Linked DNA regions of Homo sapiens: region 1 is linked to region 2. A link is a loop called in an ENCODE intact Hi-C map of the cell type or tissue named here. Cell type or tissue: PC-9. All regions are shown on one strand. Links, peaks and the distances in the headings refer to the core of each region. The heading gives the core; the rest is flanking DNA. Region 1 overlaps NEBL (nebulette). Region 2 has its middle 96 kb from the start of NEBL.

Evidence for each region. A loop is a pair of places that touch in the nucleus more often than their neighbours do. Peaks named below come from ENCODE experiments on the same cell type or tissue, not always from the same donor. Only the 100,000 strongest peaks of a DNase experiment are listed, where the experiment ranks them.
Region 1: a loop joins it to region 2, with 2.6 times the contacts of the local background. A loop is called at or near these places in 5 of 110 quality-filtered maps.

Annotation. Positions count from the first base shown.
Region 1 is chr10:20,889,369-20,894,751 of GRCh38, reverse strand. NEBL (nebulette) reads left to right here. Exons shown (of 28, transcript NM_006393.3): 3 at 4,803-4,907. Among named protein-coding and RNA genes, the nearest start is that of NEBL, 5.3 kb to the left of the region's middle. In PC-9, for the core only: no CTCF peak of the experiment used is centred there; a DNase peak (open chromatin) is centred at 3,181.
Region 2 is chr10:20,990,870-20,996,252 of GRCh38, reverse strand. It overlaps a transcript of NEBL not described here. Among named protein-coding and RNA genes, the nearest start is that of NEBL, 96 kb to the right of the region's middle. In PC-9, for the core only: no CTCF peak of the experiment used is centred there; a DNase peak (open chromatin) is centred at 2,782; H3K4me3 peaks cover 1,403 bases; H3K27ac peaks cover 1,676 bases.

The sequences.
Region 1 (5,383 bases), core at 150-5,149, 100 kb after region 2:
TAGTAGAGACGGGGTTTCACCGTGTTAGTTAGGATGGACTCGATCTCCAGACCTCGTGATCTGCCCGCCTCGGCCTCCCAAAGTGCTGGGATTACAGGCGTGAGCCACCATGCCCGGCCTATTCTGGCTTAATTTATATCTGTATACACATTCACATTTTGCTTCCGAATAGAATTCTATACTTGCTAAGATACTTATTTAATTTTTAGATTTTTTTCCTTTTTCTCTTCTTTTCTTTCTTCCTTTTTTTCCTTCCTTCCTTCTTCTTTTTTATTTTTCTGGACAGAGTCTCACTCTGTTGCCCAGGCTGGAGTTCTGTCATGTGACTGCAGCTCACTGCAGTCTCAATTTCCTGGGCTCAAGTGATTCTCCAGCCTTAGCCTTCCAAGTGGCTAGGACTACAGGTGTGTGCTACCATGCCTGGCTAATTTTCATTTTCTTTTTCGTAGAGATGGAGTCTCACTATGTTGCCCAGGCTGGTCTCAAGCTCTTGGCTTTAAGTGATTCTCCTGCATCGTTCTCCCAGAGTGCTGGGATTACAGGTGTGAGCCACCGGGCTGGCCCTGCTTCGTTTCTGTAGATGAGAGGGATGGTTTCATGGACTTCTCTTCATGGTGCAGCCTAATTGTTACTCTTTGGACTTCTTCCAGCTTTCATATATCCTTAATAACCAATATGTAATAATCAGAACTGTGCAGAGTGGTACAGATGTGGACGGTCTAGATCACGTGTAGAGCAGGATGATGTTTTGCTTAGCTTCTAGCACCCTTTATGATGCTATGAAGAGTTTCTTAGACTTGGGAGCTGCAGAAAGCTGTTAGATCAGCTTGATAATCTGTAGACCATCAGAGCCATTTCATTCCTAATTTCTGACCTGTAGCTGATAGCTTAGGACCCATCATCTTTAAATAATAGTTTGAATTATTTTAACCACACTAGGGCTAGATCTAATCTGTAGTTTTCTGCCCTCTTGCCTGGCCCTTTGAGAACTTCTGAAGTTCATCTCAGTTTGCCGTTTCCCTTACTGAGACAGCTTGGAGTCAGCAGACCTGTAGACACTGCTATATCATCCCCTTGTCAGACAATTTTATAGAAATGTTAAGCAAGATTGGCCTAGAGATCAGCCCTAGGAAGCCTGCACTGCTTAGAATTCTCCATAGAGAGAAATGTCCGTTTTTCAGGTCAAGTGGCTTCACTTTGGGCATCAGTATAAGGCATTTTTCTTTCTTTCTCTTTCTCCCCCCACCTAGTTTCTGCTTTGCACTTGCTCTACCCACATTATGGGGTTCCTCTTTGCACAACTCACTTCCCAGTCTTGAAGAACAGCTGGTCTTCTGAGGCAGCCTCTTTTATTTTTCTGTTAATCACATAATACTATTATTTTCTCAGATATATTTTCACAGATATTCTCTCTGTCATATTTATTCCTGTTAGTCTAACCTAACATTATCTAATCAATCCCTTGAATAAGTTAAACCTATCCTCTCTATTGAGCATTCAGAATCCTGGATCTAGTAGTCTTCTGATGGGGAGTCATAAAAAAGATTGGGCAAAAGGGAATCTTTTGTATGTTTCTTGTAGATTAGGCAGAAAGAGCCTTCTGCAGAGCAGGTGGACCACATCTGCATGCAGCCTCTCAGTGTTTAGTTCAAGGCTGTTTAGGGTGTTCATCTGCATGGCAGCAGGAAGAATATTTTCCAGGCAAATGAACGTTGTTGTGGGTAAATCCTTTCAATGCCAAAAACATTAAATTCTGTGGTTACTCCTCCAGAGAAAGCTTAGATGGTATCAGAAAACCTGGGAGAGTGATCTTAGCTATGTCCAGCCCAGTTAAATAATGATGGAGCCATTGTTTTTCCTTCCAGGGTGTATTGAATTTAACTTGTATGATTTCACTTGTGAAGAGCCTTTCCAGATACTTTCAGTTAAGAATTCTTGTGAAAGGAAAGATCCGCAAACATCTCCATGTCTGTCATCCGATTTCAGCCTTTAGCTAATCTCATACTCATTCAAACAAACTTGGCCAGGAGGAGGAAGCGACCCTGCACTAAATTCATCCTAATTGTAATGGAGACGTGGGATTTGTGGGTGAGGGCAAAAGAGAAGGTCAATGTTTGGGACATCTTAATGATCATAAAGTCATCAATTTTGCCCTTTTTGTCTTTTGGTGTTGGGTTGTGTATTCGGTAGGAGTGCAGATGACTGTAAAAACAGGAAAACTCTAACACAATGGCTTAACAAGTAGGTTTTTGTTTCCCCAGCCTCCACATATAAAGCCCGGAGGTAGGTAGTTCAGGCTGGGTACTATGGGTGTTATCAGTCTCCCAGGCTCCTTTCCTTCTATTCTGTCGTCATTAGTATGGTGGCTTATTCCTTGGTAATGACATCATTGCTGCTGCCTTCCCTTTGATTGAGAAAGAAAAATGTGGAAGACAGAATGTCACAGGGTTGTGCAGCATCTCTCCCTTTGTACCAGAAACACTAGAAGCACTTCTGGGAAGATTTCCACTAAAGTCACAGAGAGTGTGGCTCCCCAGGCCAAACACTGGATGGCATGACCATGCCTGGTTTAGATCAGCTTGTCCTCTGGGGCTGGGCAGGAGCCTGGCTGCTCTCATTAATCCATCTGGGCTCTTTTAATAGGAGATAATGGGAGTGGCCAGTCTATCCAATAGATGGTGTCAACCCGAAATTGTAAGATGTAGACATGGCTGTAATAAAATATAGCAATCTATTCAGTGATTTTTATTTTACCTAAGATTTGTTTCATTGACCAATATAGTTCCCTTTCAATGATCATTTCCTGTTATCTTGGTGTAGGAAGGCTACTAATATGTATCTAATATTTATATAAATATTCCTTATGTATTTAAAAATCTAACATTCTTTGCTTATTGTCATTCATATTGCACAATTCACTTGAAATCACACATGATTGTGTGTGACTTCTAACAAATTGTACAATTTCTCTTGAATTGTACAATTGTAAAGGATCTTAAATTTTAAATACACCTTCATTTAAAATATACAAATATGTGTATCTTTTTAATAAAGACCCAAGAAAAAAAAATAGAGTCTACAATTAAGACTGAGCTATTTGTCTGCCTAACAGAAGAAGTAAATACCTCACCCTTATCCAGTCCTCCTGTCCTGAACGTTCTGCATGTGTCAGACTTTATCAGGAGGCTGTAGCCACAAGCACATACCACTGCAGTGAAGAATGTGAATGTGATGGGGAATAGATGGTGGCAAAAGATAAAAATAATGAGTCAAACTTAAGCCTAATGATAGGCTATTTTCTCTCACACTTAATTATATAACGGAGATACTTTTTTCTCCATATGATCAAAATAGCCTACTATTTATCATACTGCCATTAACAGTTTAATTACTAGTGGCTGAGGAGGGTGATTTGCAGGAACCTAAAATTATGGCTAATCTCTGAGAAGAAAAAAAAGTAATTTAGTGCTCAGATAAGATAAATATGTTCTCGTGTTGATTTCATGAATAAAGCAAATGTTTAATGTGGTAGGCATCTGATATCCAAGAGTCACAGCAGTGAAATATGGGATTTTGAAATAACTTCACTTAATCTGTATCTAGTTCTACCACAGGTTAAGTAATGCCCGTCAAATCAGGCTTGCATATGGGAAAATCTCCATGTACCATTAGTGTATAACATCAATATTATTCACATCCTCTAAGAACCAGGTAGTATATACAATTCAGCTCCACTTTTGGGTTATAATTAGGGAGAACATATAATTTATCATCTGAAACAGGAACACTTTTTCAGTTTAAGTATTTATGGTCTTGGGAGGATAAACACGAGCATATTACAGAGTGATACAACTTTTAGCAAATTACCTGCATCTTCTCAATGAGTCATAGTTTTGCCTTCCCAGTTTCCAGATTGTGCAGCAATTAGTGTGACAGTGTGATTATACTTTAGGTCCTTCTCCACATTTCCTGACTTCTTTTGGGCTCAAATATCCACCCGGGTCTTCCCCCGGCATAACAATTCTGGCCTATCCCCAAAGGGGAAGAGAGTGAGTCATTTGACTTGTGAGTTGCAGAGAAGAGATGAGCAGGTTTAGCTAAGCCTCACTGGGCTTTGTCTTGCTGATCTCCAGCAAGAAGGCCTTCTGGAATGATCTCCACCACATAGCAAGCTTTCTGGGCAGGTTCAGTTCTTCTCTGCGCTCAGGAGGAGGATTGGGAAGCCTATGGGTGCTCATAAATTGGGAGGAATTAGTAACAGGAAGCCCACGTTGGCCACAATTTAAGCCTCTTCCTCTAATCAAGCATGTCTAGGTAATAACGGTAATAGTGATCCCCATTTAATTTCGCCTCTACTTCTTAATTGGTCACATCTGTCATGCTGACTACTTATTTTCTACCTTGAGGTAGGCAGCTGTGTTTCTGTTTGGCCAAAGGCTTATGTGTCAAGGCTTAAAAGCAACAAAACACCAGGACACTTGTAGGAGCGAGATGGCACATGCTTGCTAATTGCACTGGGCTGGCTGGGTAAACAGGACCCATCACCCGTAGCCAGCACGCCTGGTGTTGATGCTTAACTGGACCCTCGCTTATCTAAAGAATGGTCTTTCCTCACTATGCCTCATCATCTTTGCAATCCTGTGCTGGATAGCCGTTTATTTAACTTGGCTTGTTTTGAGGTCCCTTTCACACTTGAGTATTTACTTCAGTAAATGGACTTTATCAACCTAATTATCATTCAAAAAAGGCCATTAGAATTGTTTTTCTTTTTCTCTTCTTATGTAAATCATTCTCTTTTTTAGATCCGTTATAAAGAAGAGTTTAAAAAGTCCAAGGATAAGTGTACATTTGTGACTGACAGTCCTATGCTAAACCATGTAAAAAATATCGGTGCTTTTATTTCTGAGGTAAGGTATCAAAAGCTTGCAAACTGGCTTGCATTTATCTTTTTCTTATTATATAGATGAAAGTCTGTGCATTAAAGAGATGAAGAATAATATTTTCAAAAGCACTACTGAATGTTAGTAATAGCTACATAATTATCTAATGTGATGCGCTGTCATTTAACTCATATAGATTGACAGATTTTACTATGTATGCTTCATACATTTTATTATATATGTCTATATTTTGACTCTAAATCTTTCTTATTTATATACGATTCCTCTTGAAAAGGCATCTTTTTATTAAATAAGTAAAAGCACTGGCACAATAGTTCACTTTAGAAGTTCCATTATTTTGTTTCCTAATAGATATATCAGAGATAAATGATTGAATATCATTTTGGAAATAAATAAGATTTACCAGTTTTCTAAAATGTGATATCTTTGATAAATAATTTTAAATGTATTTAAACTATTTTGGAGTAGGATAAAGTTCAGTT
Region 2 (5,383 bases), core at 54-5,053:
CCCTGGGGAAAAGGCCTCTCCTAAAACTTCACATGGGAGAACCTTGAAAGCGTATCACATCGTAGTGGCACATTAACCGATTTTGTTTCACTTGCTGTAAGAAGCATCTAGAAGTCTCCAGCCTTCTTTGGTTTATGCTGTGTCTGACCTGAGAACCCCCATTAGTATTGCCTGAGTTAGGAGCCAGAACGCGCTGTTCTCTAAACCTTGCTGGCGAAGATAAGTTGTGTGAAGGAATCTGGCCACAGAAGGAATCTTATAAAAGGTACTCTTCCTTTATAAGATTAAAATTGGAAGTATGGAGGTGCAGATTTTTTTTTTCATAATAAACTGTAAAGGAAAAAGAATTAGTCCCACAAAGGGTAAGTTGGTGGGTACAGCAGTAAGAATTGCTGCTCACAACATCTAGCTCAGAGCGGGCCTTCCCCACTCAGAAATAATTATTTTCAAGCCGAGCAGCATCTGCAGAGGTGGCTCGGCAACAGCTGCGTCAGCTTCAGCATGTGTGAAAACTGCTCAAGAATAAACCCTGAAAGTAGGTTTTGGAAATTTAAAAAGGAATTCAAGGATGTTTTGATGTGGAGGGTTTATTAGCAACAGTTTACAAAAATATAGAGCAGTGAAGTTGGGAGTTCATTTCGTTTCTCCAGCGTCCTCCTATTTATCTTGCTGATAGATTTGTCTGCTCGGTTACCATAGAGCTTCTCATTGGTATTCCTCAGCGTGCGGTGCTGCTGCAAATCCCCTCATAATTACACTGAACTGGAGGATCTTTACTTTTTAGGCCTTCCTCATGCTCAGGGACCCTTTTTCCTTGTATGTGGCAGCTCTCATTTTGTACAAAAATGACAGTGATTGTCCTGCACCGAAAAGGTGACCAAGCAGCCGCCTTCACACGGCTGCAATTGCTAATCTGTTGCCTTCCCAAGAAAACAGCACTAGCTGCTGTCCCCACCCCCAGGGACTGGAAACATCATTTTTTTATGATGTCTGCCCTGCATGCCGGCTCTGTCAGCTCTGGGCTCCTGTTCTCAGAGACTGGGGGGTGCTGTACATTTCTCAGAGGGGAATAACCATTTCTTTTCAAGATCATTTTCCCTTGGCATTTTTCCCTGTCCTGACGTTCAGACTTTGCTTCAAAGGTGAGGGGGGTCCCCATGCCCTCCGTGTTTTCTCCAACCCAATGTGGATGTCTGTGGTTGGCTTTTGGGAGAGGTGTTTGTAAGCATTTTTAGTTACTTTTGTAAGTTAATTTGGTATAACTACAGTTGACCCTTGAGCAACAAGGGTTTGAACTGCATGGGTTCACTTACAAGTGGATTTTCTTCCCTCTCTGCCACTCCTGAGACAGCAAGACCAACCCCCCCCTCTACCTCCTCCTCCTCAGCCCACTCAACATGAAGACAATGAGGATGAAGACCTTTGTGATGGTCCATTTCCACTTAATGAATAGTAAATGTATTTTCTCTTCCTTATGATTTCCTTAATAACATTTTTTCTCTAGCTTACTTTATTGTAAGAACACAGTATATAATATAGAGCATACTAACTATGTGTTAATCGACTGTTTATGTTATCAGTAAAGCTTCCAGTGAATAGCAGGCTATATGTGGTTAAGTTTTTTGGGGGACCAAATGTTATATGCAGATTTTTGAGTGTACGGGGGGGTCAATGCCCTTAATGCCTGCATTCTTCAAGGGTCAACTGTTGGCTTTTTATATTACGGCCAATGGAAGTAATTATCTTTGAGTCTGGATTTTGAATGCAAAAAGACGTTGAATTAGTTACATTTGAATCTTATTCATTAATTAATGCAGTGATTTTTGAGGCTTGAATTAATGTATATTATAGACGCAATTACTCTTTTTGGATCTCATAGATGAAATTCATTGAAAGATCCCCCTGGAGTTGGCTTCCCTGTACTTTGCCTCTAGCTTCTCTTATATGGAATCAGCTTCAAGTTCAAATACATTTTGTCTGATAAATTGACTACACATGGAGAGACTAAAGAGAGCAATTAAGTATGACATAAAATAAATGACTCAGTGAAAAGGTATATTCCTTTCAGGTCAGCGTAATTCAAAGTGTGAGAAAACATGATTTAGCTGGCTGAACTGAAAGACAGTTTAAATTACGGGATGGGAAGAATCGCTTTGCATTCTGAGGTTCAGTAATTGGAGTTATGTAACATTTTATTTTGTCTGCTGTGAGATGATTCTGTTGTGAGATGGCTGCAGTTGTTTATGTGGCTGTGGTTTAATTTGACATTGTGAGGGGCTGGTCTGACCTTTATGAGTAATGTGCGGTGCCCTTGGGTGAGATGACGATGGGTGGCTAAAGCCTGTTAAGCTGTGATAAACCAATGTATTATATTCTTTAGAGAGTTAGTTAGGGTGGCAGTGCCCCAGATCAGGGAGTAGGTGCCTCTGTAATTGTCGAAGTGTTTTCCTTCCCTTCGTCACCTCCCCCTTTTTGAATCGTATGCCCACATCTTTGCCATGTGACTCTGTAGATCTTCTATTAGAGAAGGTACTGTTGCCCCATTGGTGTTGGTCATGGTCATGTGACTCTTGCCAGCCAATGGGCTTTGAACAAACATGATACTAGCAGAGGTCTTAGATGGGCTTCCATGGCATCCCTGCAACCCATTGTGAGAACATGTTCTGTATAGCTGCCGTCTAGCAGGGTGTGGAGACATGTGGAGCAGAAATAAAGCCACCCTGAAACCTAAAACTAAGTAGACTGTGACTCATGAGCAAGACGCGTGAATGCCTATTATTGTAAGCCACTGACTTTTGGGCTAGTTTGCTATGCAGTATAATTGTGGAAATAGCTAATATGTGTACATATGTTAAAAATTCCCTGCCCTTGTAAGATTTTCATTTGGATTAATAAGCTCCTTTTACATTTAGATCCTTGTTCTCACCTTACCAGTAAATCAACGTCATTCATAACTTAGTGGTATCTTTTGCCTGCAATGTGGTAATGTCCTTTGCTAGCAAAACTTTCATGACCAGAGGTTGCATGAATATATCCTCTTAAATATTAATAGAATTAGACACCCCTATTTAATCTTTTTTCTTTGGGATTTTACATGTTTTAAAACGTCACGTAGACACGATTGTTTTAAAAAGACTTTGAAAAACTCCCTAAAAGACTTTGTAGTTGCAGGCCAGGCGCGGTGGCTCACGACTGTAATCCCAGCACTTTGGGAGGCCGAGGCGGGCAGATCATGAGGTCAGGAGATCAAGACCATCCTGGCTAACACAGTGAAACCCCGTCTCTACTAAAAAAATACAAAAACAAAATTAGCCGGGTGTGGTGGCGGGCGCCTGTAGTCCCAGCTACTGGGGAGGCTGAGGTGGGAGAATGGTATGAACCTGGGAGGCGGAGCTTGCAGTGAGCAGAGATCACACCACTGCACTCCAGCCTGGGTGACAGAGCGAGACTCCGCCTCAAAAAAAAAAAAAAAAAAAAAAAAAAAAAAGACTTTGTAGTTGCAAATGACTGATTTCATTGTAGTTGGCCTACGGAGAAAGTAAATTTTAGTAGAGGATAGTAAGTAGCTCAGGGAAGGAAGGCAGCTCAAGGCGAGGGTAGGAGAGCTAGGTCTGGAGGCTGAGCAGTCAGGGATAGGGCTCTCAAAGTGCATAGTGACCGTCAGCAAGGACCCTATTAAATCTGCTGATAAGAGGTCACAGCTCCTGTTGCTCTCATGGGTTTCTGGGTCCTAGAACCTCTGCCACTGGGGCCTGTGCCACCCTTGAGCCCAGGAGCCTCTGTCGTCACTCAAAAGAGGAATTCTGCATGGTGCCTGCTTCCCCATGTTCTCTTTGGAATTAAAGACTCTTATGGGTCCATCTAATTCATGCTGCCTAGGTCACATGCCTGTGTCTGAACTGCAAGGGCGGTTGAGAAAGTATCTATAACTTCAACCTGGTGAGAGGCAAGACTTAAAATGTGGAAAATTGATGAAACTTAGGAATGGCATTCAAAAGATGCTAGATAGTCATAAAACATAAAAAATGTTCATATACATCTGTAATATCTATTTTTAAACCAACGTTTAATTACTACTAATTAGCAAAGTAATTTTTAAAAAGTGAAAATGTAATTTATTTCATTACTTTTAAAAACATAAGGATTAGCATTCCTACCAAAAAGATACCTGCATTCATGTTTATCACAGCACCATTCCCAATGGCAAAGACATGGAATCAGCCTAGGTTCGTTTCAGTGGTGGATTGTGTAAAGAAATGTGGTACACATACACCGTGGAATGGTACACAGCCATAAAAAAGAATACAGTCTTGTCCTTTGTAGCAACATGGATGCAGCTGGAGGTCATTATCCTAAGCAAATTAATGTGGGAACAGAAAACCAAACACTGCATGTTCTCATCTGTAAGTGGGAGCTAAATGCTGAGTACATATGGACACAAAGATGGGAATAATAAACACTGGGGATTCCAAAAAGGGGAGGGGGGGAGGGAGGGAGGGAGCAAAGGTTGACAAAGTATTGGGTACTATGTTCACTACCTGGGCAATGAGGTCATTAAAAGCCCAAACCTCTGCATCATGAAACATACCCATGTAACAAACTGCACCGGTACCCCTGAATATAAAAATAGAAAAAAATTAAAAAAATTAAAAACAAAACAAAAAAAGGAAAAATGAGCATTTATATAAACAAATTAAAAATCTCAGTAGAACCTCTGGTTTTATAGGCATACATTTGTCAGCTGGGCACTTTCTTTAAAACAGTCCCAAAAAGCAAATATCAGGGAAAATTTTATCTTTTCCATGAAAATCTAATTGATTTAAATTTTGTTCAAAATTTATGATAATAAATGTGACTAAATTGATTGTCAATTTCACAATATGACAGTGTTTATAACACTGTCATAAAAATTTTCAAACTTTAGAACCACCTATTTATAGATAATTTTTCAACATTTTTTGTCATCAAGCTAATAGCATTTTTTTTTTGAGGGCTTGACAGTTATAAATGTACTGTAAAAAATCTCCTATATACATTCTTCATTAAGTCAGAGAGCCAATTCCCCATTTAGGAAATAGGAATGAAGTCTAGAACATTTCATTTGCTGCAGAGAAAATTGTTAAATGAACCAATGTGGAAATATCTCATACTTCTCTATAGGTTTTGTTTATTAAATTATAGCCCCTGTGTCCCTGTAGAGAAAAGCTGTCAAATGTCAGAGTATGTGTTAGGGATGCTAATTTGTTGTATAGGGCAGAGCTTGATTGATGGACAGCGTGCAAAATAGAGTGCCCAGGTTTGTGGACTGAGTAGTGGGGCAGGAAGAAAGGGAAGGAGAAAAGCAGGATGTGGAGAGGATTTTGCAGTCAGATTGGTAATGAGA